Linked DNA regions of Homo sapiens: all the other regions are linked to region 3. Evidence: chromatin loops called from intact Hi-C (ENCODE). Cell type or tissue: PC-3. All regions are shown on one strand. Region 1 has its middle 81 kb from the start of WDR20. Region 2 overlaps DYNC1H1 (dynein cytoplasmic 1 heavy chain 1). Region 3 has its middle 3.0 kb from the start of TRI-AAT5-4.

The links. A loop is a pair of places that touch in the nucleus more often than their neighbours do. Peaks named below come from ENCODE experiments on the same cell type or tissue, not always from the same donor. Only the 100,000 strongest peaks of a DNase experiment are listed, where the experiment ranks them.
Region 1: it touches region 3 in a loop (4-fold over the local background); 102 of 110 quality-filtered maps call a loop at or near these places.
Region 2: a loop joins it to region 3, with 6 times the contacts of the local background. A loop is called at or near these places in 53 of 110 quality-filtered maps.

Annotation. Positions count from the first base shown.
Region 1 is chr14:102,219,942-102,222,441 of GRCh38, reverse strand. It overlaps a transcript of WDR20 not described here and a transcript of MOK not described here. Among named protein-coding and RNA genes, the nearest start is that of WDR20, 81 kb to the right of the region's middle. In PC-3, a CTCF peak has its summit at 1,344; a DNase peak (open chromatin) is centred at 1,201; H3K27ac peaks cover 1,274 bases.
Region 2 is chr14:101,971,215-101,973,714 of GRCh38, reverse strand. The region is part of intron 1 of DYNC1H1 (dynein cytoplasmic 1 heavy chain 1); the gene reads right to left. Among named protein-coding and RNA genes, the nearest start is that of DYNC1H1, 7.9 kb to the right of the region's middle. In PC-3, no CTCF peak of the experiment used is centred here; a DNase peak (open chromatin) is centred at 1,124; H3K4me3 peaks cover 2,252 bases; H3K27ac peaks cover 2,500 bases.
Region 3 is chr14:102,312,875-102,315,374 of GRCh38, reverse strand. No RefSeq gene overlaps it. Among named protein-coding and RNA genes, the nearest start is that of TRI-AAT5-4, 3.0 kb to the left of the region's middle. RefSeq lists enhancers at 719-798, 692-1,192. In PC-3, a CTCF peak has its summit at 964 (motif pointing right); a DNase peak (open chromatin) is centred at 1,044; H3K4me3 peaks cover 1,017 bases; H3K27ac peaks cover 1,787 bases.

The DNA.
Region 1 (2,500 bases), 93 kb after region 3:
GTTCTGGACCGCACACCCAGTCCCTCGGAGCCAGGGGTTGTCTCCAAGGATAGAGTTCAGTGGCACCTTTGAAAGGGCATTCTCTGCTGGGGGGTTCTTGCTTTGTTGGGTGGTGTGACCGTGGCACCCCCTGGCTGTAGCTGTCCACATGTGTAGGCCCCACAGGTAGAGACAGCAGGGCCCAGGCCGAGGTCGGGGGAGCCCCAGAACAAAGTAGTCTTGCCGTGAGGCTGCAGCTGGGTGTGGAGAAGGGATGTGGGGGCCAACCCACCAGGGCCAGCAGGAAGAATGGTGGGGGGCATCTGGCTCTTTAGGGCGGCTCCTGCTGAGAGGCTCACTGTCGGGGGCGGGGGCGGGGAATCTCACCCAGATTTTACAATACTGGTGTGACCTTGGGTAAACCTAAGAGGGTTTAACCTCCTACACAGCAAAGAGTACTTCCATTTCTTTGCATTTACTATTGAGCAGCAATTACATTACATCAAAGTGTGGCGTTCATTTATGAAGAACATTAAGATGGCGACAGTGCAGCCCCAAAGGTGCACATTTTCAGCTCTGGGAATACAACTTAGCTGTCATGGAAGAAGGCTTCAGCTGATGAGTACTGTTTACAAATGACAAGCCTTTAACTCAAGCTGACATTGCTACCTTCTCACATATTGGACTTGTGTGGACACAAATGAAGGTGACAATCGGAAACTGCCCTTCAGCCTCGCCCACGCCCTGCTGCCGGAAGCCTGGAAGCAAGCTGTCCCGCTCAAGTCATTTCATCCCGTTTCTTACCTTCCACCTGAAATCTGTTCACCTAGACAAGCTCAGGAAGCAAACGGAATGTGGCAGCTGCCCCTGCTCAGAGTCTATAGGAGTGCTTTTCCTCTGGGACCCCTGAAAAGGGACAGAACCCTGTTTGTACTTGTGGAGGACCCCGCAAACGCCCCATACTTCTGGCTCAAACACATCAAGCCTGTGGAGGAAAGCTGGGCAGCAGGTTCCTGACCCCACTTCTGCCGCAGACAGTCTGGAGGAAGGAAGCCTCTCACACAGGACACTCTGCCTTCATCACCACGCGCACCCTAAGAAAGTGCTTTCCACAAGCTATGTGGTGTCCAGGAAGTGACAAATCTCCAGAACCAGGAGGCACCTCCCTTCCCCCCGGCAACAGAAAAGTCATCTACTCCTGGCAGAGGGAGAAAGTGGTGGTGACCCAGCCTGGGGACAGACGGAGAGGGGCCACCCTCATCTGGCAGCCACAGAGTCTCCCTCCCCTTTCACGGAGTGCCAGGTGGAGGTGAGTGCTGCTCCAGGTAGGAGGCAGCCCCACCCACAGGAAGGTGGTGTCTCTACCAGTCCTGTGTTAAGTTTAGCTTCCCGGGAGCACGTTTAACAACTTAAAAACAAGTGACAGCCAGCCCTGTGGGAGGCTGAGGTGGGGAGATTACTTGAGCCCAGGAGTCTGAGACCAGCCTGGCCAACATGGTGAAACTCCATCTCTACTAATACAAAATTAGCCGGGTGTGGTGGCGCACGGCTGTCATCCCAGCTACTCAGGAGGCTGTGTGGCAGGAGGATGGCTTGAGCCCAGGAGATGCAGGGTGCAATGAGCCGCGATCCACTGCACTCCAGCCTGGGGGATAGAGCAAGACCCTGTCTCAAAAAATGAAAAGATAGATAATAAAAACAAGTGACATTAATTTTAATATTTTCTTTTTTTTTTTTTTTTTTGAGACGGAGTCTCACTTTGTTGTCCAGGCTGGAGTGCAGTGGCACGATCTTGGCTCACTGCAAGCTCCACCTCCTGGGTTCAAGTGATTCTCCTGCCTCAGCCTCCCAAGTACCTTGGACTACAGGCGCCTGCCACCACGCCCAGCTAACTTTTTGTAGTTTTAGTAGAGATGGGGTTTCACTGTTAGGATGGTCTTGAAGACCTCCTGACCTCGTGATCCACCTGCCTTGGCCTCCCAAAGTGCTGGGATTACAGGCGTGAGCCACCGCACCTGGCCAATTTTAATATTTTAACTGAAGATGTTTCATATAATATTCAGCAATATAAAAATTACTAATGACTTTTTTGGTAAGAAGCCTTTGAGGTGTGCTGTGTGGTTGACACGTTATGGCACTTTTCAGGTTGGACTGGCCCCAATTTACATACTTAGTGGCTGCAGGTGGCTTCTGACGGCCATGAGGGACAGCACCCTTCCTTAGACTTCCTCTCACTGAGTGTGAGGCCCCAGAGGACTCGGCTGCTTTCCATCACTCCCAGGGGAGGGCGGCTGCTGAGACGCAGAGGTGGCGCAGCCACCAGGCTGCCAGAGCCTGATGTTGAGGGACACGCTGCTTCCGCCAGCTGGTCCCTACAAAGCCGCACCCCTAGAAAGCGACCCAACGCGAGGGCTGCAGGCTTCCTATTCTCCCATTAGCACAAAACAAATGCACACTCATTCTCCAGTTTCTGCTGGCTAACGCCTTGATGCCAATTGTGGTGGCAGCTAGGAGCCAACTA
Region 2 (2,500 bases), 340 kb after region 3:
CTCCTGCCTCAGCCTCCCAAAGAGCTGGGACCCCACGCTCATGCCACCACCTTCAGTGGATTTTTAAAACATTTTTTAGAGATGGGGTCTCTCTATGTTGCTCAGGCTGGTGTCAAACTCCTGGGGCTCAAGAGATCCTCATGCCTCGGCCTGGCACTACAGGCATGAGTCATTGCGCCCAACCCCTGCTTCCTTAGTTTTAAGATGAGACAAATACAAAATTCACACTAAAGAGTATAAAATATTAGTCTATCTGGCCAGGCGCGGTGGCTCATGCCTGTAATCTCAGCACTTTGGGAGGCCGAGGCGGGCAGATCACTTCAAGTCAGGAGTTCAATACCAGCCTGGCCAACATGGTGAAACCCTATACCTACTAAAAATTAAAAAAATTAGCTGGGTGTGGTGGTTGGCACCTGTAATTTCAGTTATTTGGGAGGTTGGGGTAAGAGAATTGCTTCAACCTGGGAGGTGGAGGTTGCAGTGAGCTGAGATTGATCTCAAAAAAAAAAAAAAAATTAGTGTATCTATCGAGAGACAATAATTCTTCCAAATTATTGTTTTGGGTATATTTGGATATAATTTTAGGAAGAGGAAGGAGTAGGCGGCAGAACATTCTAGTATGCCAGATACTTGCTATTTTTTAAAACGACTATTAAAAAAACTAAAGAAAGCAACCAATTTTTCTAACCACTCAAATGTAGCTAGACCACAAGAGAAATCACACTGCCTGAAAGCAGCCACACACGATTACAACCTGTAAAATGTAAGCATAGAGAATAAAGAACTATCTCCAAACTGAAACAGCTGTCAAAGTACTGCGATGATTTTCTCCCTCAATTTTCTGAATTTTCCATATTGTTCTACCATTTATATAAAATATGCCATCAAAATAACACCGAAACAATATACAGAAAATAAAATTAACATTCTATAATGATCAAAGGAAATCACTGACGCAACTAAAAATATGGCTTGTTAACTCTGAATCATTTCTACCCCCCATAAAGAGTCATCATTGATACAAATAAAATCACACAGAAATTGCGCAGTCCGGACACAGCATATGAGCATGTGGCCTACACTTCCTAATGCAAACCGGGTTAGGGGAACTAGGTGCCATTCCAAGAGATGAGTCACCGCTGTGTGGTGAGCGCTCCAGCTCTGCCCTGGGAATACTGCAATGCAGTAGAATGCTGCTTCAGCTCAGGAAGGCACACCCAATGACATAATCCTCAAACAACGATAATGCAAATAGATATTCCCTGCTGCTTTGCTAAATTCTAACTTCTCTTGATAATAACTTATGGAAGTCACTACGAACCAGTCACAGAAAACATCTTGGACTAGTCTTTCTGTGCATATTCCCTATAAAGACACGGATCAAACACAGTTGAGTATGTCTGACTCCCATTTACAGTCACACAATTTAGGACACTGTTTCAAAAACTGCCATCAAATAATAATCTGACATTCTACTTTTCTTTCTTTTTTTTTTTTTTAAATAGTTGTCCAGAGGAGGAAGGACACTTGATTATTAATTCTTAATAACAAAGAGGCTATTAGCCCTGTTATATTTATAAGCTTACTACAAACACAATCTGCACGTTTGATTAAGTAATACCACTTTCAGTAAAATTTGAATCCATTTCCTTATGCTTGGCAAAGTTACTAGTTAATACAAAGTTACTGTTAAAATGTAACAGACCAATACTGTACTATATGTCCATGCATTCAAAGAATCAAAGTACTGGGCCTGCTTCATGAGTTCCTTCCCTGCAAGCTATACTGACACACATTACAACAACTTGTGAACACTTCCTTGGTTAACTTTTGAGAGTTTATTGAATTTCTAGAGATGTTCAAAATGGCATTTAGCACTAACGTGTGTATACTTTTATTCAAAGACTAGTTTAATGTATTTCAAACTACTAGTAATTTGTATCATTAAACTATGAATTAGGTAAGCATTACATCTGTTTTATTTTTTTTGAGACAGGATCTCACTCTGTCACCCAGGCTGGAGTGCAGTGGTGCAATCACAGCTCATTGCAGCCTTGACCTCTCTGGGCTCAAGTGATTCTCCTACCTCAGCCTCCTGAGTAGCTGGGATACAGTTGTGCATCACCATGCCTGGCTAACTTTTGTATTTTTGTAGAGACAAGGTTTCTCCATGTTGCCCAGGCTGGTCTTGAACTCCTGAGCTCAAGTGATCTGCCTGCCTCAGCCTCCCAAAGTGTTGGGATTACAGGCGTGAGCCACTGCACCCAGCCAGCATTATGGCTTGTTTAATGGAATACAAAAACTATGCAATTTCAATTACCTTAAAAACTATACCACCCTCGACTGGGCCCAGTGGCTCATGCCTGTAATCCCAGTACTTTGAGGGGCCAAGGTGGGTGGATCACTCGAGCTCAGGAGTTTGAGACCAGTCTGGGCAAGATGGTGAAACCCAATCTCTACAAAAAATACAAAAATTAGCAGAGCGTGGTGGTGCATGTCT
Region 3 (2,500 bases):
AAGATTAGGTGGTGTGCTGGGAGGCTGGGCAAGCGTCCTGAAGTCTGGAGCACTTTACTGTGTCCAAAGGACAAGGATAGATGAGCAGGCCAAAGGGGTAAAGCCCTCTCACAGAGCACTGGTGGGGGTGCAGGCATCCTGTCCATTTTGCTTACAGCTGAATGAATGCCCAGAACCTAGCACACTCTCTGGCATAGCAATAGGTAAGAGTCACATGGGTTTAAAACAGTCAGATCAAGTCATTTCTCTGCTCACACTCTCTCCTTTTGTTGCAGCCCTAACAGGCCTGCCAAATTTAGCAAATATAGATCAAGATGCCGGGTTAAAATTGAATTGCAAAAGGACAATGAAACTTTTTTTAGTGTAAGTATGTCCCACGCCATATTTGGGACATACTTATACTAAAAGAATACATGTGCTGTATCTGACAACCCTACGCCCAGGGTAACATCCCGTTGAAAGACACCACCGGACCTGCGCCTTTCCCCTCTGCCCTCCTGCACCCCTGCCCGGCTCCCTCCGCGGCAGCCCCTCCGCCTCCTCCCTGGCCCTTGCTCCTGTGCTGGGGCTTTTGCGCTTCTGTTCCTCTTCCTGGACCACTTTTCCTGCAGACAATGTCAAAGCTCCTCCTCCTCGTCGTGGTCGCTGCTTAAATGTCACTTACTCAGCGAGGTTTACCCGATGCCCCCATTTGCAATCGCAACCCGCACCCAGGATCCCTGCGGTTCCCGGCCCGACCCCCCTCCATCGCTTATTCCCGCTGCTAATCGTCGGCCTCCCACCGCTAGAGCGAACTCCAGGAGCAGTGGGCTCTATTTTACCAGCACCTAAACAGTGCTTGGCACACAGCGGGTGGTCAGTCCAGGTCTCCTGAAGGAAGCCGAGTTGATCGACCCTTGTGGGTGCAACCGTGGCATTCCCGGGACTTCAAGCCACGCGTCCCGAGTGGGCAGAGTGGACGGGGCGCGCCGGGGCCGGGGCGCCGTGACTGACGTCAGCCGCTAGAGGGCACCTGGGACCTGCGCCATCAGCTCCGAACCCAGGCTTAGGGCGACCCACGTGCAGCTGCAGGGCGGGCGCGGGCGAGCAGTTTTCTTTCCTCCTCTGGACCTCTTCCTCCACTTCTCACCCCGTCTTAGAGCTCTTAGACAAACAAACGCTAATTTTCATTCTCTGAGTGACGAAAACACGAATCTACATACTTTCAGAATTAAGTGGTAGAGAATACCATTCGGGCTTGTTTTCTTGCTTTTGTTTTTGTTTTTGAGACGGAGTCTCGCTCTTGTCGCCCAGACTGGAGCGCAGTGGCGCGATTTCGGCTCACTGCAACCTCCGCCTTGTATTTGTTTTTTGTTTTTTTAATGTGGGGCGGGGGGCCCATGTGCATTTTAAATAATCCATTTTCTTTAAACTCAACTTACGAAATGTTTCATTCTGTTTATAAGTTGGAACCTTTGGTCTGACAGTAACGACCCGCTGTGTTAGTTTCCCAGGTCGGCCACAGCAGAGTATTATAAGGTAGGTGGCCACACAACAGAATATATGGCCTCACAGTTCTAGTAGGCAGACGTCCAAAGTCAGGGTGTCGGGAAGGTCGCTTCCTTCGGAGGCTCCCACGGAGACCGCCCCAGGCTGTCTCCTGGCTTCTGGTGGATTTCGGGCCAACTTTGGCCTTCCTTCGCTTGTAGAAGCTTCACTCTGATCTCTGCCTGCATCTTCACATACTGTTCTCCCTGTGTGTCCCTATGTCCAAATCGCCCCTTTTGTGTAGACGCCAGTCATAATGGACTAAAGTCACTCTGAAGACCTTTTTTTTTTTTTTTTTTTTTTTTTTTAAGACGGAGTTTCCCTCTTGTTGCCCAGGCTGGAGCGCAATGGCGCGATCTTGGCTCGGCTCACTGCAACCTCCGCCTCCCGGGTTCAAGTGATTCTCCTGCCTCAGCCTCCTGAGTAGCTGGGATTACAGGCATTCACCACCACGCCCGGCTAATTTTGTCTTTTTAGTAGAGATGGGGTTTCACCATGTTGGCCAGCCTGGTCTTGAAGTCGTGACCTCAAGTGATCCACCTGCCTTGGCCTGGAAGCACGTACATTATTGCGAAGTTTTGACAAAGTCTCAAAAGTCTTTTTTATTTTGTTTTTGAGATGGAGTTTCGCTCTTGCCACCCAGGCAGGAGTGCAATGGCGTGATCTTGGCTCACTGCAACCTCTGCCTCCTAGGTTCAAGCAATTCTCCTGCCTCAGCCTCCCAAGTAACTGGGATTACAAGCGCCCACCACCAAGCCCAGCTAATTTTTGTATTTTTAGTAGAGACGGGGTTTCACCACGTTGGCAAGACTGATCTTGAACTCCTGACCTCAGGTGATTTGCTCGCCTCAGCCTCCCAAAGTGCCGGGATTTTGGGCGGAGCCACCGCGCCAGGCCCAAAGTCTTTGTTAGATGTAGGAAAGAGCAGTAGAAGGCCAGGCGCAGTGGCTTACACCTATCATCTCAGCACGTT